Regions from separate parts of the Homo sapiens genome. Here all the other regions are linked to region 1. Evidence: chromatin loops called from intact Hi-C (ENCODE). Cell type or tissue: gastrocnemius medialis. All regions are shown on one strand. Links, peaks and the distances in the headings refer to the core of each region. The heading gives the core; the rest is flanking DNA.

The links. A loop is a pair of places that touch in the nucleus more often than their neighbours do. Peaks named below come from ENCODE experiments on the same cell type or tissue, not always from the same donor. Only the 100,000 strongest peaks of a DNase experiment are listed, where the experiment ranks them.
Region 2: it touches region 1 in a loop (2.8-fold over the local background); 16 of 110 quality-filtered maps call a loop at or near these places.
Region 3: a loop joins it to region 1, with 2.9 times the contacts of the local background. A loop is called at or near these places in 55 of 110 quality-filtered maps.
Region 4: it touches region 1 in a loop (10-fold over the local background); 20 of 110 quality-filtered maps call a loop at or near these places.
Region 5: it touches region 1 in a loop (4-fold over the local background); 48 of 110 quality-filtered maps call a loop at or near these places.

What each region holds. Positions count from the first base shown.
Region 1 is chr2:38,313,483-38,319,422 of GRCh38, reverse strand. It overlaps ATL2 (atlastin GTPase 2), which reads left to right. Exons shown (of 13, transcript NM_001135673.4): 3 at 404-538; 4 at 784-888; 5 at 4,089-4,139; 6 at 4,759-4,815. Among named protein-coding and RNA genes, the nearest start is that of ATL2, 61 kb to the left of the region's middle. In gastrocnemius medialis, for the core only: a CTCF peak has its summit at 3,503 (motif pointing left); no DNase peak of the experiment used is centred there; H3K27ac peaks cover 212 bases.
Region 2 is chr2:38,443,539-38,449,478 of GRCh38, reverse strand. No RefSeq gene overlaps it. Among named protein-coding and RNA genes, the nearest start is that of LINC01883, 15 kb to the right of the region's middle. In gastrocnemius medialis, for the core only: a CTCF peak has its summit at 2,822; no DNase peak of the experiment used is centred there.
Region 3 is chr2:38,722,822-38,728,761 of GRCh38, reverse strand. The region is part of intron 4 of GALM (galactose mutarotase); the gene reads right to left. All of the region lies in intron 1 of LOC124905993 (a long non-coding RNA gene), which reads left to right. Among named protein-coding and RNA genes, the nearest start is that of SRSF7, 26 kb to the left of the region's middle. RefSeq lists an enhancer at 5,639-5,688. In gastrocnemius medialis, for the core only: a CTCF peak has its summit at 2,587 (motif pointing right); a DNase peak (open chromatin) is centred at 5,331; H3K27ac peaks cover 1,417 bases.
Region 4 is chr2:38,533,396-38,539,335 of GRCh38, reverse strand. No RefSeq gene overlaps it. Among named protein-coding and RNA genes, the nearest start is that of LINC02613, 21 kb to the right of the region's middle. RefSeq lists a silencer at 3,120-3,179 and enhancers at 2,763-3,373, 5,615-5,744. In gastrocnemius medialis, for the core only: a CTCF peak has its summit at 3,071 (motif pointing left); DNase peaks (open chromatin) are centred at 3,055 and 4,000; H3K4me3 peaks cover 864 bases.
Region 5 is chr2:38,463,068-38,469,007 of GRCh38, reverse strand. All of the region lies in intron 4 of LINC02613 (long intergenic non-protein coding RNA 2613), which reads left to right. Among named protein-coding and RNA genes, the nearest start is that of LINC01883, 35 kb to the right of the region's middle. In gastrocnemius medialis, for the core only: a CTCF peak has its summit at 3,049 (motif pointing right); a DNase peak (open chromatin) is centred at 3,070.

The DNA of each region.
Region 1 (5,940 bases), core at 496-5,495:
TTTGCCACGTTGGCCAGGCTGGTCTCAAATTCCTGGCCTCAAGTGATATGCCCACTTCAGCCTCCCAAAGTGCTGGGATTACAGGCATGAGCTGTCATGCCCAGCCAGGATATCTTTCAGAAAAGGGGGAAAGTGAGTATAACCCCACTTATTTAGAAGCCTAGAGAGTAGTAGTGTGAGCTGATTTGAGAAGATTCGAGTTTGGAGGAGACCACGTCTCTATAAGAAAAAGAACCCCACATGGGATTTAAGGACTGCTTTGTAACTACTTGTTTGTTACACAGTGTTTTTTTTGTCTTTCCGGGTTTAGCTTCCCCATCTGTAAAATAAAGAATGGGTGATTTTTTGGTTTCTTTTATTTCTTAATTGTGTTGTATTTTACATTTATCCTTGACTTTAACAGGATTCTCAAAGTTGGATTGGTGGAAACAATGAACCATTGACAGGCTTTACATGGCGAGGTGGCTGTGAAAGAGAAACAACAGGCATACAAGTTTGGAATGAAGTATTTGTGATTGACAGACCTAATGGAACTAAAGTAAAATTCTGTTTATACTTTTCTACCCTGTATTCTTTCTTGGGCTATTTTCCAGTATTAAAAATCAAAACAACACAGAACTATTAATGTTTGATAACTTTAACATACGGATTATTATGTCAAATGTATGAGATATAAGTACTTTTCTTGATTTAATTACTGCTTTTCAAATTTATCATTTGATTTTTTTTATAGTCATTTTTGGCAACTGTTTTACTAAATATTTTAAACTCTCAAATTCCTAGGTTGCTGTGCTGCTTATGGATACCCAGGGTGCCTTTGATAGCCAGTCAACTATCAAAGACTGTGCAACGGTGTTTGCTCTGAGCACTATGACTAGCTCTGTCCAGGTGAGACACAAGATTAAGTGGTGCGATCAGTTCACGTAATCATTTGGCCCCTTTTTTTTTTCTTTTTTGAGACAGAGTTTCACTCTTGTTGCCCAGGCTGGAGTACAGTGGCGTGATCTCGGCTCACTGCAACCTCTGCCTCCTGGGTTCATTCTCCTAACCCGAGTAGCTGAGATTACAGGCCCCCGCCACCATGCCCAGCTAATTTTTTTGTATTTTTAGTAGAGACGGGTTTCACCACGTTGGGCAGGCTGGTCTCGAACTCCTGACCTCAGGTGACCCGCCCACCTCGGCCTCCCCAAGTGCTGGGATTACAGGCGTGAGCCACTGAGCCTGGCATTTGCCCCTCTTGAAAATGCCTTTTTAATTTTTTTTGAGATGGATTCTCACTATGTTGCCCAGGTTGGAGTGCAGTGGCTATTCATGGGTGTGATCATGCACACTCTAGCTTTTGGGCTGAAGTGATCCTCCTGCCTCAGCCTCCTGAGTAGCTGGGACTGTCAGCATATGCCACCTTGTGCTGGCAAAATGCCTTTTGATTGAAGGGAAAAAAAAGGAAGCTATTTACATTTCTTGAGAGCTATTTACATTTCTTATTGGTTATTTACATTTCCATGCATGGTTTTCTGGCTTATGATGTGAAATTTTGTACTTTGGATAGTTACAAAGGATGCAATAAACCAACAACCAGTCTCTTTAGTTTTTCATTATGGAATACATACTTTTTTTTTTAAAGGAAAAGATATCACATGTTATCTGTAATTGAAATCAGATAGATGGCTACCAGACACAGTAATATGGAGAGTATATTTTTGTTTTTTTGGCTAAAACAAACAAAAAACCCAGGTAATTAAGCTTAGAAGTCTAGTTTTTTATTCTGTATCTATGACAAGTGGTACTCAGTTATTTGAACTAAAGGAGATAAAAGCAGAGTAATTACTTAATGTTTAATTTAGGAAACCCAGACAAGGCTTATGTAATAATAAACTGAGGATTTTTAGCACCTTCATTTAGGAAGGGATAAAATCCCTTCTCTTTTTCACTTATATTCAAATTGTGTTTGGTGTTCTATCCGGTTCTAGTTTCTTCAGGCTAGGCCATTTCTTTTCTGTATAATTTAGATGGATTGGACTGAATTAAACTACCACATGTCATTTGGTGTTTCTTTACTTTTTCTTTTCTGAGATCATCTGTGGCTGATACATCTCTGAAAAATGAATTATTGAAGTATGGCGGTTAGGCCCAGCTGGTGATGGTGTATCAAGAAGTATATTTGCAAATATTTTTTTAAAATGGGTATGTGATCCTCCCAAGATAAGAAATTGTTCTTATCAATGGTAGATCATAGGTGATGCTGTCACAGTGTCTTGGATTTTTTTATGCTTTCCAGTAATGTCTGGAACATATGACTCGTCTCTCTAAGCTCCCATTTTCCTCCTTCCTCAGTTTGAAGTACCTAGCCATCAGAGTGGAAAGAAGGTTGGCTGTTAACCTGAGCTAAAAGAAGAATACTCTTCAGCTTGGCTTCAGTTTATTATAGGGTTGGGATATTTGTCATTACCCACTAAGTGACGCTGGTGGGGACCCTCTAAGTCTCTTTTTTTCTCTGATCTTGCAAGATGGCACAGCTGTGATTCCCTTGAAGCAAGCAGAAGCCCCTCAGGTTAGCTGGCTCTAGAGGGAGTTCTCGAGTTCTCTGTCCTAAAACTTATCCCTTAGTCTTTTTTTGTTTATTTATTCAACTTTTTGATAGTAAGAGACCTGGTTTTAGACAGCCACTTAAAGCTGTGCAGCCACTTTGTTGTCTGTAAAATGAGTTTTACTCATCTTGCCTATCTTGGATGTGGTTGTTGTGTGCAGTCAGAAATGAGAGCTAAATGAGATAATGCATATGAAAGTGCTTTGTAAAGTATAAATAACCAAGAAGATTAAGATTATGATTATTTTCTTCCTTGCCTTTGGGTGGGGGGGGTAGTTTTCTTTCCTTATGTAAGATATCTGGCTGATAGATAAATGATAATTTGATCTTCTTGTCATTTATTCCTTCAACAAATACATACTGAGCACCTGTTACATACAAGACAGTATGCTAAGTACTAATGATCTAAGTTAAATAAATCTCTTTCTCTGTTTGCTGTTTGCAACCTGGCCCTGACAATGAAAGGATCCAGACCTATTTTCTAAAAGCAGAGGCCCACATAGGTTGGTCATGGTGTCAGGGTTTATGTTAAAATCTAAAGTTTAATCACCTCAGTCATCAATTACTTTTTAAATCCTTGTTTGGAATTAGTAGCTAAGAATATCATTTTAGGTTTGCTGGCCTAAATTGACTATATTCTTGACCTCCAAGTGGTTTAGCCAGAGTATCACTTATTTGCTCCTAGAACAGATTGTTCTCTCTTCGGAGTCACCCTGGTTCCTAAGATGTAAGTTATTTCTTAGCAGAGGTGATATTTGTTGATGGCCACTTTTCTCCTGTGGCAGTGTAGATTACTGTCTAAAGATCTGTCTTAGAATTAATGGATGAAAATCCCCGTTTCCTGAGGATACTTAGACCCTCCTTTATCAACTCTAGTCTCCTCCAAAAAATTCTGGAAAGGGCAAGAGTGCCACCTACTGTTACTTTTATTAGCTTCCACAGGCCAGTAAAATTGTCATGTTGAGTGTAAGTGAAAACTGATGAGTAAGTAAACTGAGGAGTGTGAGTAAAAAGAGAACCACACTAGAGTCAGTAGTAGTGGAGGTACCCCTGAGTAACTGTATACTCTGATTGTACCAGGGAAGAATTTATCTTTGTAAACTGTTGCCCCTTATATTCACTAATTTAGAAAAATGATGGTGGAAATAACCTACACTCTTTAAAAAATGATCGTATCTTAACATTAAAGAGCTTAGAGAAGGAGTACAAGAAACCTACTAGATACCACACTTGTTCTTCTACCACTTTTAGGCCATGAGTATACATATATTCATGCTTTTTGCATATTTTACCACCACTGCTTCTTCCTTAATATTCTATCTTGACTATTGTTAGGAAAAAAGAGAAAATCCTTTTCACATGTCAGTTGTCAAGATAGTAGTTAAATGATTCCTTTGCGCTGAGATACAAAATAACCTTTTTTCCACAAGTAAAGTTATACAGAAGCTGGGTATTCAGAACAAAACACTAATAAAAAACAAAATAAATTTTGTTTCAACAGGTATATAATCTGTCTCAGAATATTCAAGAAGATGATCTTCAACATTTGCAAGTACGTATTTCTTTTTTTAATTTTTATTTTTTGAGATGGAGTTTCGCTCTTGTTCCCCAGACTAGAGTACGGTGGCACAATCTTGGTTCACTGCAACCTCCCCCTCCCAAGTTCAAGGGATTCTCCTGCCTCAGCCTCCCAAGTAGCTGGCATTACAGGCATGTGCCACCATGCCTGGCTAATTTTGTATTTTTAGTGGAGATGAAGTTTCACCATGTTGGTCAGGCTGGTCTTGAACTTCTAACCTTGGGTGATCCGCCCGCCTCGGCCTCCCAAAGTGCTGGGATTACCCGGCGTGAGCCGCTGCGCCCGTCTGCGAGCACATATTTCTTAAAGAAAATGTGCCAACTATTGAAATTTAATTCTCACTTTATTATGAATTTACACTTGGAAGCCTATAATACTGGTAACACGATTGAATGTTATATGGGTTTAAACTGGTGTATGACTTCTTAACTGGAAGAAATTTTGTACATACCTAGTGTGTTAGAAAATTAAATGTTTGGCTTTGAAATGATTTTAAAGGTTCTGGTACCTGGAGCTTTGGTGTGGAACAGGTTTACACATGTCTTCTTTCAATCTCTTTAGAGGCATTATTTTAACTAACTCTATTTAATAGTTATTTACAGAGTATGGAAGACTTGCGATGGAAGAAATCTACCAGAAACCATTTCAGGTAAAAAAGTTATTCTAACATTTTAAAGATTAGCCTATGAGAAGTTGTGAAGCCACCTCAGTTTGTAATTTTGGAGACACCAGGATATTACAATAGACTCATTGCTAGCAACAGATTCAGTGCAATCGAAACTAACCTTTGGTAGTATCATCAGCATACTTATCAGTAGGCGAACAGGATAAATAGAATAAATGAATCTAGGCTAATTCTTAATGCTTTCACTTAGATTAAGGGGAGTAATGTTTCTCTTAACAGATGTTATTCTAAACTTAAGACAATAGGAAATATATGACAGTCATGCCATTTTTTTTTTATACGTGGTAACTACAGAATGTTACAGGTTTCTTTTTTGTGGTTTACTACAAGTTGAAATTAGTTCTGTTACTCTTTATTTTGGTTTCATATAGAAAAGTTCCAGATAGTTTATTTTTTGAAGCAAGTGTAATTTGTAAGTTGCCATTAATACTGTTTGGTGAGCTGCAGTTACAGTAGGAGAGCATGACTCTACCATGTTTGCTCCTAAGTGTGTGAAGCCTTTCCGGTATGACAGCATTGCTACTGATTGTTAATCTTAATGGGTTTACATTGATTCTGCCTCACTCTTGTCTGGCTAGTATGGTCACTTTTATTAAGTAGTTGAGCAGATGATGCCTTCGTTTTTGGATATATAGGTGAAATATACCCTATTTGGCCTATATCAGTTTTTTCTGAACTGGGATCATTTTGCCACCCAAGGGGACATTTGCTAATGTCTGGAGACATTTTTGGTTGTCACAGTTTTGTGGGAGAGCTTAGTGCCTCTTGGTATCTAGCATATAGAGGCCAGAAATATGGTTCAACGTTCTACAATACACAGGACAGCCACACACAACTAAGAATTAACTGACCCAAAATGTCAGCAGTGCTGACCCAAAATGTCAGCATTTGAGAAATCTAACCCTATATGAGTAAAAACATCCTCTGTGAGTGAAAATGTCCTTATTGACCCCAGATCTATAATCAGTCTAGATAGCCATCTAGAATTAGTTGGTCTTGTAGTTACACAACCATGATTTAAAATTATGATCCGTGTGTCCTGATACACCCATTTTTCATTTTTAAAGTCCTGTATTACTGCTTGTGGTG
Region 2 (5,940 bases), core at 372-5,371, 130 kb before region 1:
GAAGAACAGTGGAGAACAATCTGCAGTTTCAACACTCCTGCTAAATGGCTGTTGTTGGTTTCTGGAACTGTACAGAGTAGTGCCCCATGTCAGGGGCCTACAGGCTGAGAACTGAAGACTGGTACCAACTGTAAAGGAAGGGAATGAAAATGCCCATTGATTACTCTTGCTCTGAATGTAATGGCTCTTTAAGACTTTGATGTTTCCTTCAACCTGTGTTCCCAGGGAAGAGGGAAGGTGAGCTGTTTTGCAATAATTCCTCCAAGTCTTCAGACTCTGGCAATAAAGAAACATGTTCAGAAACAAAGACCACACCTTCCCCATGGCAGCTCAGAGAAAGACGAACCCGGCTGCCTGCATCATTCTCTTAAGGGCACAGCTGCAGGATAGCTTCAGCTGCACTGGTCTGGAAACTCTCAAAAGTGGGTCAAGACTCTCAGACTGGTTTTAGCGTAGTTGTATATTCCTGACCCATTTCTGCAGGGAAAGGGAAGGACATGAAGACTGCAGTTGCAGGCTTTGGACATATGAAAAAACCAACAGATGGCGGCACTGCCAAATTACAGGCAGAATGCATGGGGTGGCTTGGCCTTCCCCACCACCTGCTTCCTCTTCTTTGACACCTTTCCTCCAGGATCAAAGATATGTATTTGTGCCAGGAGAAAAACTGCAGTAGAGCTTGGCTTAGTTGTCAGTGGGGCAACACTCAGAAGACTAATTGCCGTGACGGTAGCAAGTGAGCCCCAGAAAAATCTGGGATGTAAAACCATCTGAGACCATTCAGTTGAAGCTATCTTTAAGAGCTGTCAGACTTTATGGTTAGTCCTCCACTCCTAGCAGAGAAAAGAACCTTCGAGCTTGCTATTTCCTCTCTCTAGTCTTACTGTCTTTGTATTCCCAATGTCTAGCAAAGTGGCTGGCATATGACGGATACTTAGATAATGTTTGCCAAACCAATCCAGAAGGAGACATTTAGGGAAAGCTTCAAGGCCATTTGGAAAAATGGCCTTTCTGTTTGGTAGGTAGTGACCTGGAAAAAAGAGGAGCTGCTAAATAAAACCTTGGATCCACCCAGAACCCTATTTTGGGGATGGTCTCTTTTGGAGGCTTTAGATGATGCTGAATGTTCTGGGGTTAGAGTCTGGGAGGACTTCATGTTGAGGTAGGAAAATTCTATAGCTAAATCTGGAGAGACAGAGGCAAGAAGCTCCTTCTAAAATCAGAGTAGGAAAAAATATAATCTGGGGACACAGGGATGTTTTTACTGAAAACTCAAATGGTCAATAGTGAGGCCCCGGTCCAGTAATGCTGGCAGTCAGACTTAAGGTCTAGGGCAATAAGAATCTAGCCTTAAAAAATAGAATCAGGCCGGGCACGGTGGCTCACACCTGTAATCCCAGCACTTTGGGAGGCCGAGGTGGGTGGATCACCTGAGATCGGGAGCTCGAGACCAGACTGACCAACATGGAGAAACTCGGTCTCTACTGAAAATACAAAATTAGCCAGACGTGGTGGCACATGCCTGTAATCCCAGCTACTCGGGAGGCTGAGGCAGGAGAATCGCTTAAGCCTGGGAGGCAGAGGTTGTGGTGAGTCGAGATCACGCCACTGCACTCCAGCCTGGGTGACAGAGCGAGACTGCGTCTCAAAAGGAAAAAAAATTAAAAATAATAAAATAATAGTAATAATAATGGAATCAAGTCAAGCAACCTGATGGAGAAAAAGCCTGTGAAGGCTTCCAAGCATTACCCTGAAAGAACACATTGACCCATCTGATCAATAGGTGCTACAGAAACTCTAGATGCAGATGTCGTGTTTTTCATTTTGACTAACTTGTTTTAAACTTGTCCTCAGCGTTTCTTTCACCCCTTATTTGCAACTACCTTAAGGGTGCCAAGCTGAGCCTCCACCCCAGAATTTCTCTAGGTAATTTAAAGCTGACAACTTTCCCAAGAAGAGCAGCTTTTCTGCCTGGACATTCCTACCAGAACTCATTTCCAGGTAGCATGACAGTCCTGAGTCTAGACTTGTCTGAGAGAGACAGCCTGGGCCAGCCCTACCAGGCCTGCCTTGCCCAACCTCCATACCTCCTCCTGCAGCAAACGCATCTCCTGAAAAATAGCCAGAAGCTTCCTGCAGAGCCAAAGACTTGGGGGGAATTTCACTGTGAGGTTACACTCTTCAGTTTCCTCGGGAGGAATGCAGCCTGTTCGGAAGGTGTTCATCCTACCGGTTTCAGCAGAGCACCTGGTAATGCTGACATACATGTGTGTTTAGAAGGAGCCTTTTCTTTCCCATCATTCTCTCCACCCCCTCCTGCACTTCGCTTCTGCCCTACATATACATAGACTTAATCTAACATCGCAACTGCCACAGGGGAAAGCGAATGTGCAGAGAGACTGTTCTAGATAAAGTTGTTCCTTTTAGTTTCAGCAAAGCTGCCCTCAAGCAGAATTCTGACTGCTGTGCTGATTCAAGGTCTCTTCCTTCAGTTGCCAACTCAGATGCAAGATCTGGACTTTCTTGCTTGGATGTACAGCCCACAGGGAGCTGAAGGACTCTCAAATATGTCTCCCTCATGGCAGGCAAGCTGGCACTGTGGAGGCCACAATTTTTTCCCTTCAAATTGCTACGGCATCTGAAATTCTCGTTAATCTTCCAGCGCTTTGAAAAGGTAATCTCCTGGGAGGATTAGGATAGCAACCGATAGTGCATACCTTAAGTGTATCAATTAATCAGAACCGTCTTCATAGCACTCAGCTAAGATTCCAGATTCCTGGAGCAAGAAGTGCTGCTGGAAGACATTAGTTACCCCAGGAGGCCACAGAGAGGAGCTAGTCCGAGGGAGAATTGCCCAGATGACAACGACAAGCCTCACTTTTCCCAGGCACGGCAGTAAATATTAAGCTTCTATCTCCCTAGCCTTGGATTATGTATTTCCTAGGCTTGTCCTCACCTTTCACTCCCTGCCCTGCTAAAAGGCTCTTTGGAAAGAATGCCCCAGAAGCAGCACTTCAAATGCGGTTTGCAGCCTTGTGATGGTCCTGGAAAGTCCTTATAGTGGTCTTGTGGACAATTCAAATGACATGGGTGTGGTTCCTCGGTATAATCCTCCGCCCTGTGCTCCAAATGATGCTGGACAGTTAAATCCGAGGTGCTCACTTATGAGGGAGAGATTGCAGTGTCCTAGAAGCATCATCATCATTACTATTGTAGAACACGTCCCTAGAATTCATGAATTCAGCCTTTGACATTCATTCATTCAGTGAGGTTTTATCAAGTATTTTTTCTATGCATTGTGTTAGGACAGGAGACAATAAAAAAAAAACAGTGCCCCTGTCTTAAAAGAGTTTGTGTGTCAGCAATGGGTTGGGGAAAAGGGTGCATGTGTAAAGTCATAACTACTGATGCCATGGGACAATTCTCTTAATACTTATAGGAATATAGAGGTGCTGTGGGCACCCATCCCATGGCTCTAGGGGCCAAGGACATCTTCCCAGAGCAGCTGACTTTGAACAGAGTTTTGGAGGAATGGTAATTTACCATGCAGATGAGAAAGAAGACTATTCTCGGGAGGCAACATGCCTCCTACTGTTCAGGACATGGAGCATGGACTTGCTGAACTTTACTCCTTCCTTCATTAAAAAACTAGATTTTTGCTTGGTGCAGTGGCTTGTGCCTGTAATCTCAGCACTTTGGGAGGCTGAGTAGAGCCTGGACAACATTGCAAGACCCTATCTCTACAAAAAAATAAAAAAAATTAGCCAGGCATGGTGGCTCACACCTGTAGTTCTAGCTACTCAGGAGGCTGAGGTGGGAGGATCGCTTGAGCCCAGGAGTTTGAGGCTGCAGTGAGCCATGATTGTGCCATTGCACTCCAGCGTGGGTGATAGAATGAAACCTTGTCTCTAAAAAAAAAAAAAAAAAAAAAAAAAAAAAAAAAAAAAGCAACAACAACTAGATTTTTGAAGGAAGAGGAGAGTGAGTTTTTCAGTCCAGAGTATATGAAGGAGAATAGGGAGAACTTAGGTTGGAGTTAGACCTTTCTACCCTTCGGCTAATCTACCGTCTGTCTCCTATCAATTCTACTCTCTAAATGCAATGGCTGGCTGGGCACAGTGGCTCATGCCTGTAATCCCAGCACTTTGGGAGGCCGAGGCAGGCAGATCACCTGAGGTCAGGAGTTTGAGACCAGCCTGGCCAACATGGTGAAACCCCATCTCTACTAAAAATACAAAAATTAGCTGGGCATGGTGGTGCATGCCTGTAATCTTAGCTATTCAGGAGGCTGAGACAGGAGAATCACTTGAACTTGGGAGGTGGAGGTTGCAGTGAGCCGAGATCACGCCACTGTACTCCAGCCTGGGTGATAGAATGACATTCTGTCTCAAAAAAAAAAATAAATAAAAATTAAAAATAAATAAATAAATAAATGCAGTGACTTAGGGACACAGCTAATTTGTCCTCTGCTGTCAGTCCACATTGCCAGCTCATTCAGACCCTCATCATCTCTTCACCTCCTCTCTCAACTGCTCCTCCTGTTTCTGGCTTCTTCCCCTTCCGATTCATTTCGACACCACCATTAGGGTTCTTTTCCCGTTACAAGTTTTACTTTATCATTTTTCTGCATAGCATATCTCAGTGCTTACAATCATTTCAGGATAATCCCCAACCCTTAGAATGGCTTCTACTATCAGGCCCTGTGTGACCCAGCCCTTACCTACCTCCATAGCTCTGATTCCACGGCTCCTACCTTGCACCTTGCTTTAGATAAACTAAACTACAAACACGCTGTGTTGTTCATGCCTTCAGGTCTTTGTCCATGCTATTCCCTCTCTCTGGAAAATGCTTCTGCATCCTGTCCTCTCAACAAACTTCCATTCATCCTTTAAATGTGGATTCAAATGCCACCTCCCTCAACCTTCCCATACAGACTTAATCACTGCTATTACTTATTTATGTTGATAGTGTTACTCATCACGCTGCTGTTGGAATGAGCTCTTCACAGCATGCTCCTCTGCCACATGCTGAGCAGCTTCAGAAGCAAGTTGATTCATTTTCACAGCTCCAGTCCTTAGCACAAGGCTTGGCTCATTATGGTGCGAAATGGAACAGACCACTGAGTCAGGCTAGGCCAGCATACAGGGGTTCTCAGTGACAATCACCTGGGGAGCTATAAAGTACCCCAGACCACCAATACTGGGGCTGAGTATTTTTTTGTTTTGTTTTGTTTTTATGAAAGCTCTCTAGGAATTTATAATGTGAAGCCAAGGTTGAAATCTACTGGGGATACAAAGTGAAAGGATTTGAGAATCAGAAGACCTGAATTCTGAACACTGCTCTGGATTTATTTCACTATCTTAGGCAAGTCAGTTATTTCTCTGGCCTCATTTTCTCAACTGTAAATTGGGAGTTCTGAACTAGAAGATTGCTAAGGCCCTGTATTAGTTCGTCCTCATGCTGCTAATAAAGACATACCTGAGACTGAGTAATTTATAAAGGAAAGAGGTTTAATTGACTCATAGTTCCACAGGGCTAGGGAGGGCTCAGGAAACTTACAATCATGGTGCAAGGGGAGGCAAACACGTCTTTCTTCACATGTAGGCAGCAAGGAGAAGTGCCGAGCAAAAGGGCACTTATAAAAGCCCCTTATAAAATCATCAGACCTTGTGAGAACTCACTCACTATTAGGAGAACAGCATGAGGGTAACTGCCCCCATGATTAAATTACCTCCCACTGGGTCTCTCCCATGACACCTGGGGATTATGGAAACTACAATTCAAGATGAGATTTGGGTGGGGAGACAGCCAAACCATATCAGGCCAATTTCATATCATTGACACTTCTCCAAATGTCATTAAGCATTGCTAGGTCAGAGTGAGATAGCAGGTGCCTGGCCATTGAGGCTTGGCTCTACTCTTTACCTCTTTCCAGGAAGG
Region 3 (5,940 bases), core at 368-5,367, 410 kb before region 1:
AGAAAAGGGCTCTGTTTCAGAGGCTTAAACAATGTTACGGTTGAGTTTTTGTTTTGTTTTGTTTTGTTTTGTTTTTTGAGATGGAGTCTTGCTCTGTCACCCAGGCTGGAGCGCAGTGGCGCGATCTCAGCTCAGTGCAACCTCCGCCTCCTGGGTTCAAGTGATTCTTCTGTCTCAGCCTCATGAGTAGCTGGGATTACAGGTGCACACCACCATGCTTTTGTATTTTTAGTAGAGACGGGGTTTCACCATGTTGGCCAGGCTGGTCGTGAACTCCTGACAGGTGATCTGCCCACCTCGGCCTCCCAAAGTGCTAGTATTATAGGCGTGAGCCACTGCACCCAGCCAAAAAAAAAGTTTTTTTTTTTTGAGACAGAGTTTTGCTCGTCGCCCAGGCTGGAGTGCAATGGCACAATCTCAGCTCACTGCCACCTCTGCCTCCCAGGTTCAAGTGATTCTCCCACCTCAGCCTCCCAAGTAGCTGGGATTACAGGCACACACCACCACGCCCAGCTAATTTTTGTATTTTTAGTAGAGATGGGGTTTCACCATGTTGGCCAGGCTAGTCTCCAACTCCTGACCTCAGGTGGTCCACCTGCCTTGGCCTCCCAAAGTGCTGGGATTACAGGTGTGAGCCACCACTCCTGGCCTAAAAAGTTTTCTTATAGTCCCAGAGCTGTCTCATATATTTTAAAGGTAAATGCAAATGTTAGGAGGTTAACATACTCTTTTAGGGTGATAATTATTTTTCCCTTTCATGTGGTCAAATGGCAATTTTAGGAACTTGGCTTCCACTGTAATCAGGGGAGAGAAGTAGCATGCAAAGTAGGGCTGAAATCTTAGGAGGCTAAGAAAAAGCAGGAACTTGTACCTTACCATTAAAATAATTTAAAAAGTAAAAGAAGAACCAATTGCCAGTCATTTAAAACATTTGGTTCTGCTTTTGTGGGTTCCTAAATGCTGAGAGAACACACAAATCTATCTGAGTAAAAGAGGACATTTCATTTATTTTTCCTTTTTCTTTTTTTTTTTTTTTTGAGACGTAGTCTCCCTCTGTTGCCTGGGCTGGAGTGCAATGGCCAGTCTAGGCTCACTGCAACCTCTGCCTCCTGGTTCAAGTGATTCTCCTGCCTCAGCCTCCCGAGGAGCTGGGACTACAGGCACGCACCATCATGCCCAGCTAATTTTTGTATTTTTAGTAGAGACGGGGTTTCACCATATTGGCCAGAGTGGTCTCGAACTCCTGACCTCGTGAACCACCTGCCTTGGCCTCCCAAAGGGCTGGGATTACAGGCGTGAACCACTGCACCCGGCCCCATTTCTTTTCTTAAACTCAGAACTGCTGTTCAGAAATGTAGTCTTCCTAGTGCCTGAAGACTGGAGTTCTGAGTTCACATACAGCCTCAGGATGCCTAGGTACGAAGCACTCAAGTGAGACACTGAGGTCCAGGCGATACCATCCTGGTGTGTGGGTGTCCACTGTTTAACCGAGAGAATCTGGGAAGTGCACAAAGGATTCCTTGCTCTTTTTTTTTTTTTTTTTCTTGAGACGGAGTCTCACTCTGTCGCCCAAGCTGGAGTGCAGTGGCTCAACCTTGGCTCACTGCAATCTCTGCCTCCTGGGTTCAAGTGATTCTCCCGCCTCAGCCTCCCAAACAGATGGGATTACAGGGGCACACCACCATGCCCAGCCAATTTTTGTATTTTTTGTAGAGACGGGGTTTCAACATGTTGGCCAGGCTGGTCTCAAACTTCTGACCTCAAGTGACCCACCCACCTTGGCCTCCCAAAGTGCTGGGATTACAGGTGTGATCTGGCCAAATTTTTAAATAGGGAATATTTGCACATGCAACCAATTTTTTTTTAAGACAGAGTTTTGCTCTTGTTGCCCAGGCTGGAGTGCAGTGGCGTGATCTCGGCTCACCACAACCTTGGCCTCCCAGGTTCAAGCGATTCTTCTGCCTCAGCCTCCCAAGTAGCTGGGATTACAGGTGCCTGCCACCACACCCAGCTAATTGTTGTATTTTTAGTAGAGATGGGCTTTCACCGTTTTGGCCAAGCTGGTCTCAGGTGATCTGCCCATCTCGGCCTCCCAAAGTGCTGGGATTATAGGCAGGAGCCACTGAGCCCGGCCGAGACTACTTCGGCTTGCATTTGTCTGGTTTACTTTTGCATTCTTATTCTGAGTCACTTGGTTTGTATACAGCATTGTGTTGGGATTAAATGTGAGAGACTTGGCCAGGCGGGGTGGCTCATGCCTGTAATCCCAGCACGTTGGCAGGCCGAGGCGGGCGGATCACGAGGTCAGGAGATCGAGACCATCCCGGCTAAAACGGTGAAAACCCGTCTCTACTAAAAATACAAAAAATTAGCCGGGCGTAGTGGCGGGCGCCTGTAGTCCCAGCTACTTGGGAGGCTGAGGCAGGAGAATGGCGTGAACCCGGGAGGCGGAGCTTGCAGTGAGCCGAGATCCCGCCACTGCACTCCAGCCTGGGCGACAGAGCGAGACTCCGTCTCAAAAAAAAAAAAAATAAAAAAAAAAAAATAAAGGCACTTTTGTTTCCCAGTAGATGGTGCTAGAGACACAATAGAAAGAGGTTGCTTTACATCCTCTAAACCCTGATCAGTTCTGGCAGAATTCATAGTTGAACTTTTTGGATCTTGAAAGCCAAAGGCCAAATCCTAGATAGCAGTGTGACCCACTTGGGTATGCTTTTGTCCTGCAATGTTTACATGATATACTACCTCCCAGACTTGCATGGTGGCTCATGCCTGTAATCCCAGAGGTTTGGGAGGCTGAGGTGGGCGGATCACTTGAGGTCAGGAGTTTGAGACCAGCCTGGGCAACATGGCGAAACCCCGTCTCTACTAAAAATACAAAAATTAGCCAGGCGTGGTGGCGCATACCTGTAATATCAGCTACTCAGTAGACTGAGGCACAAGAATCGCTTGAACCCGGGAGATGGAGGTTGTGGTGAGCCAAGATTTCACCACTGCACTCCAGACAGAGTGAGACTCTGTCTCAAAAAAACAAAACAAAACAAAACAAAAAAAAGAAAAGAAATGAAAAGAAAAAGGCAACAATAATTCTTCTTTTTCTTTTTTAAAGACAGGGTCCTGCTATGCTCAAGTGATCCTCCTGCCTCAGCCTCCTGAGTAGCTAGGACTACAGGTGTATGCCCAATTATATATATACGTGTGTGTGTGTGTGTATGTGTGTGTTTAAGAGCGAGGGTCTCGTTCTGTTACCCAGGCTGTAGTGCAGTGGCATGATCACAGCTCAATGCAGCCTCGACCTGCCAGGCTCAGGTAATCCTCCTGTCTCAGCTTCCTGAGTAGCTGGGACCCCAGGCATGTACCAGCACCCCTGGCTAATTTTTAAATTATTTGAAGAGATGGGGGTCTCACTTTGTTGCGCAGGCTGGTTTCAAACTCCTGGGCTCAAGCAATCCTCCTGCCTCAGCCTCCCAAAGTACTGGGTTTACAAGCATGAGCCACCATGCTCAGCAATTCTTCATGAAACAATTAGACTTGGAAAAAAAAGCAGGTATTCTCATGGGCTCAGGAAGATTTTAGTCTTACCAACCTATATTCTGAGTGGTAACTTATGCTTTCTTCTATAACTTTAAATGGTGTTACAATATTTAATTCTTCCTTAAAGCCACAGTCAACTCAAAATCTAACCCTTATGACAGTCCTAGTGTGATCGACTCAGGTCAATCAAAATTGCTTATAATTATCTCCCTTAAAGTATAACTACAGGTAGAAGGCTTGAAGAAACAAAGAAAGCTACAAAATTTTTGTGAAGGAAAGACAGAGGGCATACATCAGGTCTCTTTCCTGTTACCAAGCAATCTACAAATCAGTGTTTGCTTCAGCTCTTCCCTCTGTAAAACGAAGCTGTTATTAGCTGCCACATTACATGGAAATATTTGATAAATGGTATGCTTGAACACCTTCAGGAGTCTGGCATAAATAAATATATATAACAGGGCCAAATTTCAGGCTACCATATAGAACACAGAGCAGAGGGCACAGAGGGTAAGACTTTAAGCATGACAAAGAAGCCCTGACTTAAAATTAGAAAACTGGGACAATTCTAAAATGATGAAATTTTTGGTAAATGAGAAGAAAAAAACAGTGAAGGCTCCAATCTATCTTGTCCATCCTCATGCACTGACACACTTGGTCATGTGCTTAATGATCAAGTATATGGAAAATGTGGAATTTGTCCCCCAGATTCGCCATGTCTCTGGGCCCTTTCTCATAACTAGAATGAATGTTCCTTCTGGGTCCCCTATGCCCACCACAGTCTGGCAAAGTCCAATTGATCGTTCAAGAATATTCTCTAACATAATTTCTTCTTGTGAAATATTCTAACCTCTATAGCCAGGACCAATCTTTTTTTTCTTTGTTCTCATTATACTTAGAATAGACTTTTCTCAAAACGTTCATCATATTATGACATAATTACAGGATTTGTCAAAGTCAAATAAAATATAGAGATGAATCTCTCAATGTTTTATTTGAGAATCACAGAATTGGCCAGGCATGGTGGCTCATGTCTGTAATCCCAGCACTTTGGGAGGCCGAGATGGACAGATCACTTGAGGCCAGGAGTTCAAGACCAGTCTGGCCAACATGGTGAAACCCTGTCTTTACTAAAAATACAAAAATTAGCTGGGCATGGTGGTGTGTGCCTGTAGTCCCAGCTACTCTGGAGGCTGAGGCAGAAGAATTGCTTGAACCAGGAGGTGGAGCTTGCAGTGAGCTGAGATTGTGCCACTGCACTCCAGCCTGGGCAACATAGTGAGACTGAGTCTCAAAAAAAGAGAGAATCACAGAATTGCAATTCAGAGTGCACACACAGCCTAGGTGGTCCTCAGCATGTCTGGAAAACAAAGAGAAGGTTGGGAGTTTTATTAGATATACATATTTTTTGTTTTTGCTTTTTTTTTTGTTTGTTTTTTTGAGTCAGTGTCTTGCTCTCTCACCCAGGCTGGAGTGCAGTGGTTTGATCATAGCTTACTGCAGCCTCAAACTCCTGGGCTCAAGGGATTCTCCTGCCTCAGCCTCCCGAGTAGCTGTGACTACTGCAGTACATCACCACACCAGCTATAATTTTTAAATTTTTTTGTAGAGATGAGGTCTCACTATGTTGCCCAGGGTGGTCTTGAACTCCTGGCTTCAAGTGATCCTCCTGCCTCAGCTTCCCAAAGTGCTACGATTACAGGCGTGAGTTGCTGCACCTGGCCGGGAGTTTTATTAGAAAGAGAAATGTTACATACTGTTCTGAAAGAACGCTCATTGGCACTAAAGAAACTTCTGGGAGCTGGCAGGCTCTGACTCGTGAGTGACAGCAGCAGGTGAAACTAGTGTTAGAGTCACAGCAGGTCATTTTAGCGATTACTAGGGTGAAACTGGTCTCAGGGTTATAGCAGGCTGTTTCAGCTTTGCAGAAAAATCAATTCTTGGAGCAGGTGCTATGTACCCTAACTGCTCTTTTCCCCCGGCCTCTCAACTCTGAGTTAGTTGGGTATGACAATGACCCAGTTTGTATAACCAACTTTCACATATATCAAGTGATGTGTCTATAAGGAAAGTGAGGTCCTAAAGGGCAAGAATTGTGCCCTATTTATCTCTGTACCCTCTGGGCATGAAGCAGAGCCTTTCGTTGATTGAAAAACTGATGAATGAAGGCAGGAGAGGCAGAAAAAAACCCAGAGGCAACTGTGTATATTGTAGCATCTGGTGACGAAGAATGAAAGATCTAGAAAGGGGCTTAGGAATTCCCTCATCCCGTCCCCTTACTTTGCAGATGGTGAGTTTGAGCCCCCGGCAACTGAAGGGACTTGCCCGAGGTGACACATCTGCATAGTGTCAGAATCTCCACTCAGGCACTTTCCACCTCCCTCTGGAGTGTCCGACTTGGTCACAGCC
Region 4 (5,940 bases), core at 449-5,448, 220 kb before region 1:
AGTCCCCTCAGTGTCCTAGTTCTTCAGGAAGGGGCAATGCCTTTCATCCCCCTCACCTGTCACACTTTAATGGGTGGTTACAAAATTGGAGCTGCTTGGGCTCCTCATGCATGTCAGCTCCTCTAGGCTGGTCCCATCTCTCCAGAAGTGCCTGGGTCCCTTCACGCAAGCTCAGCCTCTAGGGGGCATGTCCACGTACATTAGTGCTAATTGTGTGGTAGAGGCAGAAATTCAGTGAAGGGAAAGACGGGGCTTTTTTAGAAGACTTGGGGTTTACACAGGACCATGGGGAGGTATGGAGATGGGGTACATCAAATGTGGAAACCTTAACACCAGCAACATCAAGAAGGGGGAAGGCAACAGTAAAAACATGGAAGGCCAGGTGCGGTGGCTCACACCTGTAATCCCAGCACTTTGGGAGGTCGAGGCGGGTGGATCATGAGGTCAAGAGATCGAGACCATCCTGGCCAAAATGGTGAAACCCCGCCTCTACTAAAAATACAAAAATTAGCTGGGCATGGTAGCGTGCACCTGTAGTCCCAGCTACTCAGGAGGCTGAGGCAGGAGAATCGCTTGAACCCGGGGGGTGGAGGTTGCAGTGAGCTGAGATCGTGCCACTGCACTCCAGCCTGGGCAATAGAGTGAGACTCTGTCTCAAAACCCCCCCAAAAATCATACAGTTGAATAAGAACAACTATTTCCCTGGTTTCTGTCTTTCTCCTGTCTCAAAGGCCTCTTAATGTATTATTAGGCAGGGATGTGTGTGTATTAGTATCTTAAGTAAATAATTTAACATGTTAACAACATTCCTTGAGGAAATAAATGTGCTTAAATTTTTAGTATGCATGGGACTTGGCACTGGTGTAAAGACACTTTGAGTAGACAGTGGTTCACCTGCAGTATTGGCCATATATCCTAGAGCCTTCAAGTGTCTGGAGAAGTGATTTCCTTCTTAAAATGGATAGATCCTCCTCTGAGTGCAGGAATCTGACTAATTACAAGAATCTCCTTCCCTGGAGTGATCATTCAACCTGGGATGTGTCACTGCAGATAAAAGAACACCCCGTAGATTCTCACTAGAAGAGAACCAGTGGCTGAGCGTAATGTTCCCTTCCTCAGGGAGAACATATTTCTTCAGAAGGGGAAATGCTTTTCAGGCAAATAAATCACTGCTCCAAATTTTTCATAACTGATTCAATATACAGTTCCAACTTCTGTGTCAAATGCTGGTTTGGAAAAGATTTCCAGTGTCATGGGAAATCTATGGACTGAAGAATATAACATTGTGCATGAAGGAAGTATCAAACATTGAGCTTTAAAAAATACTTCATAATCGTCAAGTATTTACAAATGAAATTATAGGTAATCTCAGATTTGCTTTAACATAGCCTAGCTGAGTGGAAGAGGGGTCCTGGGGTATAGATAAAACGGAATTGACAATGTGTTAATTATTGAAACTGCGTGATGTGCCCATGTGGGTTTATTATACTGTTTTCTCAACTTTTGTAAATGTTTGAAAATTTCCATATAAAAAGTTAACAGGCCGGGAGCGGTGGCTAACGCCTGTAATCCCAGCACTTTGGCAGGCTGAGGCAGGTGGATCATCTGAGGTCTGGAGTTCAAGACCAGCCTGGCCAACATAGTGAAACCCTGTCTCTACTAAAAATACAAAAAATTAGCTGGGCATGGTGGCAGGCACCTGTAATCCCAGCCACTCGGGAGGCTGAGGCAGGAGAATCGCTTGAACCCGGGAGACTGCAGCCTCGGCAACAAGAGTGAAACTCCATCTCAAAAAAAAAAGGCCGGGTGCTGTGGCTCACACCTGTAATCCCAGCACTTTGAGTGGCCTAGGCGGGTGGATCACAAGGTCAGGAGTTCAAGACCGGCCTGGCCAACGCGGTGAAACCCCATCTCTACTAAAAATACAGAAATTAGCTGGGCATGGTGGCGGGCGCCTGTAATCCCAGCTAGTTGGAAGGCTGAGGCAGGAGAATTGCTTGAAACCAGAACACGGAGTTTGCAGTGAGCCGAGATCATGCCACTGTCCTCCAGCCCGGGGGAAAGAGAGATACTCCATCTCAAAAATAAATTAAAAAAAAAAAAAAAGGTTAAACCCCAATAGTGTCTTTCTTTTGAGTGAAAATGTTTTTAAAAATTAATAATTCATAGAACTTGCATAACGAATAAATATATAAATGCATAAAATATAGCTAACACTGGTGCTTACTATGTACTAGGCATATATGTTATATATGTACATAATTTTGTATATTATACATGCATATGATTATATGCATACATACATTTATATGCACTTACATTAAATATGTAAAACACACACGTATAAATATATATGGTGTATCAACTCATTTAATTCCTGTCAACAATTCATGACGTGAGTTCTAAGTAAATTATTTGCATGTGCAGATGAGGTAATGGGGTTATATACGGGGTTAAATAACGCACCCAAGGTCATTAAACAGGATTTGAACTCAGCAATTTTGGCTCCAGAACTCATGCTCCCCGCTGCCTGTATCCATGCGGGTCTGTATTGTCGCCAACAACTTTCCCCACCACAGTTTAACTTTTTTTTTTTTTTTTTTTTTTTTTGAGACGGAGTCTTGCTCTGTTGCCCAGGCCGGAGTGGAGCGGTGTGATCTCGGCTCACTGCAACCTCCGCTCCCAGGTTCAAGCGATTCTCCTGCCTCGGCCTCTTGAGTAGCTGGGATTACAGGTGCACGCCACCAAGCCCGGCTAATTTTTGTATTTTTTGTAGAGACGGGGTTTCAGACGCGCCCAGCCCACAGTTTAATTTTTATTTTTGAATTGATTTGGGAGTGGGGGGTGGGGTGGAAACTTTTTTTTTTTTAACTGTCCGGCAATTTTGCTGAAGCTACCTGTCCAGGTTGGCCCCGGGGCGTGCCTCTTGGCACCGAACTGGGGCGCCTGAGCCTCGGCAGTGCGGGCGGTGGGTCGGCTCGGGTGACCGGTTACCCCCGGTCTTGGGTCCTTTGCACCGCGGCGATCCGACCGCCTCAGAGCGGCGCGCAGGTAGCCGTGTGGCGCCACCTGGTGGCCGGAGCCCCAGACTCGATCCACAGCAGCGCGCGCCCGGGCCTTCGCGGTGGGAACGCAACCCTGGCTAACAGAACTGCGACCGCTCCGCGCACTCCCGGGGCGTGGTTGAGGACAAAGCCAAAGCCCAGGGTGGCGGGGAGGAGGTGGGCGGCCACAACCCCAAGGGAGATGGGCCTTGGACCTTAGCCTGGAGGATCTTCTCCGCTAAGGAGGGAGACCCAGGAGGCTCGCTCGCGGTCCGCGCAGCCCAGGCCTGCCACCCTGACCGCGCCTCCTCGGAGCCCGCAGCTCCACCTTTGATCAAGTGGGAATTAACTTGAGAAAGGGGTGCTGCCTAAGGACTTTTAAAACGAACTCTTTAACATTTCCAAGTACTTACCCTTCATGTATGTGTGTACATAATCTATGTCTATTTCTTTATATCATCACTTATTTCCAGAAAGGGTATGAAAGCTGGAATGACGTCATATAATGCCATTTTTTTTTCCCTCACGACAGCCCTCTTACGCTTGTGAAGAACGCATGTGCTGACCCCCAGAGCCTGGTCCTGCCGAGCTGCTCCCTGGTGCTGGGGAAAGGTGGCACAACTGTAGAGACAGAAGAGTATTTTGGGGGCCTGGCAGGGGGCAGAGTGTTCACGGTGGTCCAGAAGGTGCAGCCGCATCAGGGCAGGAGGCTGGGAACCGCTTTCTCTCGCCCATAAACCTGCCAAGGAGATCTGGAAGGCCTGCGGAACGTCCTACCTGTACCAGGTGGGCCGGCGGGACTGCATTTGCTACCGGACCAAGAAGGCAAATCTCCCTGGTAGGTGCTCCCTTTCCTAGTGTCTGCACAGCTGCAAGCTAAGGAAGCTCTTCGCTGGGTCCTGCAGCATACAGGCCGCGGGTGAGGTGCAGTCGCCTCCTGTCACAGGCAGCAGGGCTTCCGTGCCACAGAGGGAGGGCAGCCCCTCCAAGGCAGGGCCTCACCCCTCATCCAGACCTGTCTGAACATTCTGCAACGAACGCCCAAGTCCATGGATGCTTCCCTGGCCAAGGCCTGGACCGGCCTCTCTTGGACTTTATGAGTACTGTGTTATTGTGCGTATGGGCACGCCTCCCCATAAAGGGTGAGGTCATCCACTGAGGAAGAAGAACATTTCTCAAAATTGCGCCTGAGATCTGAGCAGGGAAACTTGAGCAGGACTGAATCTCTAGGCAGCTACTACAGTGTTTCCCTCTGTGGGCATTTGATAGATATTTGGTGCTTGCTTCTCTTCTGCTCCCACATAAAACCTCAAGATTCCATCCTCCAAGGAGTCGGTTCCGCCTGTCACTTCACTCCAAGCTCAGCTTCAGAGATAAGGCTTCAGAAGAGAAATGCGTCTTCCCACATATGGCTCTGTTTTGAACTTAAAAACAGATTTGATGTGAGTACCTGCATACCATGGTGATAGGTGCCATAGAAATCAGAGGAAAGGCCGGGCACAGTGGCTCATGCCTGTAATCCCAGCACTTTGGGAAGCCGAGGTGGGCGGATCAGTTGAGACCAGCAGTTCAAGACCAGCCTGGTCAACCTGGTGAAACCCTGTCTCTACTAAAAATACAAAAACTAGCCGGGCATGGTGGCAGGCGTCTGTAATCCCAGCTACTCGGGAGGCTGAGGCAGGAGAATTGCTTGAATTCGGGAGGCGGAGGTTGCAGTGAGCCAATATCACACCACTGCACTCCAGCCTAGGTGACAGAGTGAGACTTCGTCTAAAAAAAACAAAAGAAAAAAAAAGAGGTAAAGCAGGGAGGTGGGACAGAGGAATGGTGGACCTAGAACATCAGGGGTTGGTTTGGAAGCAGCGTTTTGGTGACACTGATGCTTATTTTAAGCTGGCAGTGTTATTGATCATGTCCTCCCTGCACAGCCAGCCTCCCCCCTGGGAACACAAATGCTTTCTGCTTCCCTATGCACTATACTCTGGGGTCTTGAGAGGAGTGGAAACTGCATTCATCATGTAAGATACACATCAATGTCACTACTTTATTGTTGTTGCTGTTGTTGTTGAGACAGAGTCTCACTCTGTCACCCAGGAGTGCAGGAGTGCAGTGTTGTGATCTTGGCTCACTACAACCTCCACCTCCTGGGCTCAAACAATCCTCAAGCCTCGACCTCCCAAGTAGCTGGGACTACAGGCACGCAGCACCATGCCTGGTTAATTTTTGTGCTTTTAGTAGAGATGGGGTTTCACCATGTTGGCCAGGCTGGTCTCTAATTCTTGGTCTTAAGCGATCCACTGGCCTCAGCCTTCTAAAGTGCTGGGATTACAGGCATGAGTCACCACGCCCGGCTGACACTTTTCAACGTATTCATGCACATTACCTCCCTCATTTAATCCTATGCTAGGGCAGCTAGTATCACCCCTGCATTTCTGATGAATTTGAGGTTCAGAGACTGACTTGTCCAAAATCACAGAGCACGTGAGTGGCCACAGCTAACCTGAAGCCCCCTGTTCCCCTGACTCGGCTTCCTCATGTTGTGTAGCCGTGGAATTTTCAGGGTGCTGGACAGGCCTTCAGTGTATTTTGGGCAGTGTCATTCAGGATAGAAGGAGCTGTGTGGAGTGATTCAAATGCTCAGAGAAGCTGGTGCTTCTGCATGAAGACTGCAAGAAAATGGGATTGGCTGCAGAAGAATTTTGCTAATTTTATGTCTTGAGATACACGGACTCTACTTTCAAGATTGGCAGTCATTCCAAACAGCTCCTGGCCAGCATCAGTGAACTTCAGTACTCTCAGCTTCACTGGCCTGTGCAAATGCAAATACAGGTCCTGAGAATGGCTGCACAGCTGCCTACACCCTCCTCAAAGCATCACGGGACAGACAGCTCAGACC
Region 5 (5,940 bases), core at 592-5,591, 150 kb before region 1:
TTTTTTTGACGGAGTTTCACTCTGTCACCCAGGCTGGAGTGCAGTGGCGCGATCTCAGCTCGCTCATGCAGCACATTTTTATTGAGCAAAACTGAGAGGCTGAGTGAGAGACCAAAGTCTTCACTGATGAGGGAGAGGGTGCCCAGAGATTGGCAGATGAAGGTGAAGAGAAAAGGTAGAGGACACCAAGGGCCCTGCCAAGCAGCAGAAGTAGGAGGAATTGAGGAGCTTCTTCCGGAATGAAATCAGTTGCACTTTTTTATTTTTTATTTTTTGAGACAGGGTATTTCTCTGTTCTCCAGGCTGGAGTGCAGTGGTTGATCTCGGCTCACTGGTGACCAACCTTTGGCTCCTGGCTCAAGTGGTCTTCCTGCCTCAGCCTCCTGAGGAGTTGGTATTACAGGCACGTACCACCATGCCTGGCTGATTTTTGTATTTTTAGTAGAGATGGGGTTTCACCATGTTGTCCAGGCTGATCTTGAACTCCTGAACTCAAGTAATCAGCCCACCTCGGCCTCCCAAAGTGCTGGGATTTTAGGCGTGAGCTACCGGGCCCGGCCCAATTGCTCCTTTGAAAGGAAGTCCTGCTATGAAAAAAAGTAGCAGTTGAACTAAATGGTGAATTGAATGATGTAGCTGCTTTACATCCTGGCTCAAGCTCCTGACCTTGTTGTAAAACAATAAAAGTTTGGGCACCAGCAGTGAGTCTGCCAGCTACACTGTGAGTAGCTGTGCCCGAGGGGAATTCTTGCACATACTCTATGGGAGATGTGTACAAGAATGTGCATAGTAGCATTGTCTATAATAGCTAAAAAAGGAAACAACCCAGATATTCATAAGTAACAGAATAACGAAGAAATTTTGGCATAATGAAATCCCATATAGCAAAGAAACCAAATAAACTACAGCTACACTCATCAACATGAACAAATTTCAAAAATACTGTTGAGCAAAGACAGCATGTTAAGAAGGTTACAATTAGCATGGCTTTGTCACATGAAATTCACAAAAGGCACCACTAAGCAGTATATTGGTTAGGGATCCACAACAAATGGATTAAAACTATAAAGGAAAGCCAGGGAATGAGTAACACCTGTGTCAGGTCAGTGGCTTGCCCCAGGGTTTGGGAAGGGAGAGCAAGACAATTGGGAAGGGTGGGCATGGAGTGAGCTTCATGGTATTGGCAATGTTCAATTCCTTAAGCTGGGTGGTGTGGATATGTGTATCTGGTTTTTATTATTATTCTTTAAGCTGGACATATACGTTATGCACATTCTTTTGTAATATGATCTATTTCACAATGAAAAAAAATTGTAAAGCAGATATAGCCAAAACCAAAGCTCCTCCACACCCCAATAAAAGGTAGAGTTTGATGTGGTTGAAGAGTCTGAGCCTCAATGGAATGAGGACTTTTCCAGATGTGGTGCTGTACTGGCTGGAATAGCATCCGGGAGAAAGGAGGATGGCAAAGCAACCCACACTGCCCCCTGGCCAGGGCATCGGCAGCTGGACTGAGGGGTGCCCTGGTATCCCCGGGACCTCCTTTTCCTATGGCTCTGGGACCGCTGTGTGCCCACTCTATGCCCCTTTCTTCCTGCACCACAATCCTCAGGGGTTGGCTGGCTTTTCGGAGTCGCCACCAGGTACTTTATTTCTCACAGCTTTCCCACGGCTGCCTGCTGAGTAGGAGGCAATTATCCTAACTTCTCATGTTTTTGACCCTCAAAGCAAGTGCCCCAGCCCATTTGGAGTTAAAAATGTGAAAGCATTTTGGACCACATCCAAAATCTGGTCACTCACCATGTGATTACCTTTTTAGGGAAGGTTTATCATTTGCCTGCTGAAGTTTACTTTAATTTCTGAATGTTTTGCAAACACATTCTTTGTTGACAGCCCTAGCTGGAAATGTTTCAGCTCACCGTGTTCTGGGTAAAAAACATTGTCAAGTCTTTTTTTAACCCCTCACGTTAGATGGTTTTTCTTGGCCTGCATTTCAGTGTCCATTAACCTTAGTGTCGTAACATCTTGGAGTTAGAAGCAACCTTGGAAGCCACCCATCCAACTTCCCACCCAGTGGGAGAATTGTTCTGAAGCTTGCCTGATCACCAGCCTCAGATAGCTTGCTTTTTAAGGGCATTGCTGTACAGACACAGAGTACCATAGTTTACCAATTCCCCATAACATTTTGCATACATTTTCATGAATCTTGCAGAATCAGAAAGCAGTGTGAGCAATTCCAAGTTTGCTAATTAAATTAAAATGAGCACAGACTCTTACAAAACAGGTTTTAGAGTTTCAGGAGGCCTTACATGGTCAAAGACATTTTTCACCTACTTAAAATAATCCTATCCTGGTTAGCAGGGACAGAGAGATGAGGGAGTTGGACACATCACATGCTTGGAAGGAGAAGCAGAGAAGGATTGCTTGGCAGTCCTGTGTGTACATTTTCTTCTGTCCCTTTGTTCTTACTTTCTTGCCTCCTTAAAAGAACAGAGATGGCCAGGTGCGGTGGCTCACACCTGTAATCCCAGCATTTTGGGAGGCCGAGGTGGGCGGATCACGAGGCCAGGAGTTCGAGGCCAGCCTGACCAACATGGTGAAACTCCGTCTCTACTAAAAATACAAAAATTAGCCAGGCGTGGTGGTGGGCGCCTGTAATCCCAGCTACTCAGGAGACTGAGGCAGGAGAATCACTTGAACCTGGGAGGTGGAGGTTGCAGTGAGCTGAGATCGCACCACTGCACTCCAGCCTGGGCAACAGAGTGAGACTTGGTCTCAAAAACAAACAAACAAACAAACAACAAACAAAAACAAAACAAAACAAAAAAAGAACAAATGGTATATAAATGAAGAATATAGACATTGCCCTGCTGAAGGGCGCTGGACTGGCCTGTCATCCTCCCACTGCCACCGCCTGTCTTTCCACCTAATGGTAACTGGATGCCTTGTCCCATTAGTTTGGGCCTACCCCAGTTTCTGAGCCCACCGAGAGATAGTGCAATGTGTGTTAATAGTTGCCCCTTCCACCTGTCTCCCTAACTTTTGTTCTGCTCCAGTAGAGGGAGCCAAGCGGTGATACCAGCTGCTATGGTGGTTAAGTGAGCTTGAGCCTTGAGCCACGCTGGGACCTTGGTGGCACAGGCCCCTCAGAGTAAGGGGAGGAAGCTGGCCTGGGAAAGACTGAAGTTAACCCATCAGAACAACAGGGTTGTTCTGTGCCTAACCCCTCTCTCATGCAAGCTGAGGAGAGTTTCTGGGCTAAAGAAGGTAGCTGAAGATTTTTTTTTTTTTAAGTTAGGGGTAGGAAGCTCAAGCAGGGGTGAGGAGAGAACAATGCAAGGTGCTGACCCAGCCTGGACACACAGGTGCAAGGTCCAGGGGGCATGTGAAGTTCAGGTAAGCTTAAGTAATGGTTGTGAGAAGGCCTAGTTGGTGGCACAGGGCCTGGTGGACCCTTCACAGCATGATACCCCAGTCAGAGCCTATGCAGAGAGACAGGCAAGAAGTGGCAGGATGTCGGGGCCACAAGCAGAAGCTCAGGGCAGGCCAGCATGCCCTGCAGGCCACCAGGGGCAGGAGCCTCCTTCAAGGTTCTGATCCTGCTGTGTGGTCCCTCCCCAGACACCCAGATCTCCCGCAGCACGCTGAGCACCTAGAGACTGGTCCAGGACTGATGCACTCACAGATCTGCCTGGGTCCCGTCTGATGACTCGAAGGGGCCAAGGAGACTGGGACTGACTGCCTGAACTGCCGGGCCCCAAGTTCCGTCAATTCAAATCAACAAATACTGGACTGTGTATCTCTGGGTGAGGGAGTTGGGGTAGGATAAAGATAAGGGGCTGGGTGGCCAACTAAGAGGGAGATTAGGAAATGCTGATAATGTCATATCATATGAATTATACAGCAGATTACACAGCCAGAGGACACTGCTTCGTTAGTCCATACAGGCATCTATTTACATGGGGCATTTACATGGGAGAAGGAGAGGGGGAAGACAACATAGGAAGAGAGGAAGCGGGGGAAGAATTTTGCATAGAAAAAATGCAGTGCCAATCCCTGACCTTGTCTTCCAGTCCAGTGGCAGGTGGCAGCAGGGAAGGACTAAAGGAGCCATTTCCGCAGGGCGTCAGGGAGACAGAGGCCACAGCTATCTGCTTAGGTTCCAAAGTAACTTCAGGGATACTGAGTGGAGGAGAGGGTCATTGTCCTCACCCCGCTGTGCAGCAAAGCATCTCTGTGAGTGTGAGGGCAGCAGAGGTGTAACTCCATGTTGGCACCTACACCACTGGTGTAGTGGAAGCAGCACCCTTGGCGTGCACACAGGTGTATCCCCAGAGGGCAGCCTGAGAGCGCAGCGCAGAGCATCCGCAGGACTTGAGTGGGATCGGAGGTCAGGAACCAGTGACGTTCTGGACACACCCATTATTTTCAACTGGTTGGTACCAGGTTGGGCCAGTAGGACCTGCAAATACTCCAGTTGTGGAAGTTAACAGAGTGTCCTCTCTAGGCGCTTTAATTGCCACCTTCATAACAGCCTTGAAAAATTCCACCCGCCCCCCAACCTTTTAAATTTCTTTTCTTTTCTTTTTTGTCTTTTGAAACGGAGTCTCACTCTGTTGCCCAGGCTGAAGTGCAGTGGTGCAATCTCAGCTCACTGCAGCCTCCACTTCCCGGGTCCAAGCGATTCACCTGTCTCAGCCTCCCAAGTAGCTGGGACTACAGGCACGTGCCACCATGCCTGGCTAATTTTTATATTTTTAGTAGAGACGGAGTTTCACCATGTTGTCCGGGCTGGTCTCGAACTCCTGGCCTTAAGTGATCCGCCCATCCCGGCCTCCCAAAGTGCTAGGATTACAGGCATGAACCACCGCACCCGGTCCCTACCTTTTAAATGTCATAGAACTTTTCTGAATCTGCAATTACCTTGTTTTTTTTCCTTTGGTCCAAGGGTCAGCCAATTTTAAAAATTTTTTTTTCTGTAAAGAGCCAGATAGTAAGTACTTTTGGCCTTGGGGGCCATATGGTCTCTGTTACAACTGCTCAGCTCTGCCACTGTGGTCTGGAAGCAGCCATTGACAATGCATAGACTAACGAATGTGACTGTATTCAAATAACAGATGATTTATGGACTCTGACACTGGAATTTTATATACATTTTCACAAATTACAAAACATTCTTTTTGATTTTTTTCACAAATCCAAAAATATGAAAAACATTTTTAACTTGTTGGGTGCAGAGACAGTCCCTGGCCGTAGTTTACCAATCCCTGAGGGTCAGGAAGGGCTCATAGTTGTGTTGCTAGTGCCTAGCACAATGTCCGACATACAGTAGGTGCTCAGCAGATATTTGTTGGAGGTGTGAACTGCACTTTACATACAAGGAGACCACAGCTCAGGAGGTTAATCAGCTCTCTGAAATGTGGAGTTAGAACTCACACTTTCATGGTTTGCAATACTTTGGAAAGTGAAGTGGTTGGCAGCTCTTCCAGCTGCGAGTCCTCCACTCCTTCTACCAAATCACAGCTTTGGCCTTCCCAGAAAAAAATATTGTCATATGGAATTTCACAGAATTGGGGGCCGGGCGTGGTGACTCATGCCTGTAATCCCAGCACTTTGGGAGGCCGAGGCAGGTGAATCTCTTGAGGTCAGGAGTTCGAGACCAGCCTGGCCAACATGGTGAAATCCCGTCTCTACTAAAAATACAAAATTTAGCCAGGCGTGGGGGTGTGCACCTGTAATCCCAGGTACTTGGGAGGCTGAGGCAGGAGAATTGCTTGAACCCATGAGGCGGAGGTTGGAGTAAGCTGAGATCACGCCACTGCACTCCAGCCTGGGCAACAGAGCCAGACTCCGTCTCAAAAAAAAAAAAAAAAAAAAAAAAGAATTGGGGATTGAGAACTGCTTTTGAGCAATAAATCAACCAGTGAGGTAGACTCTTGT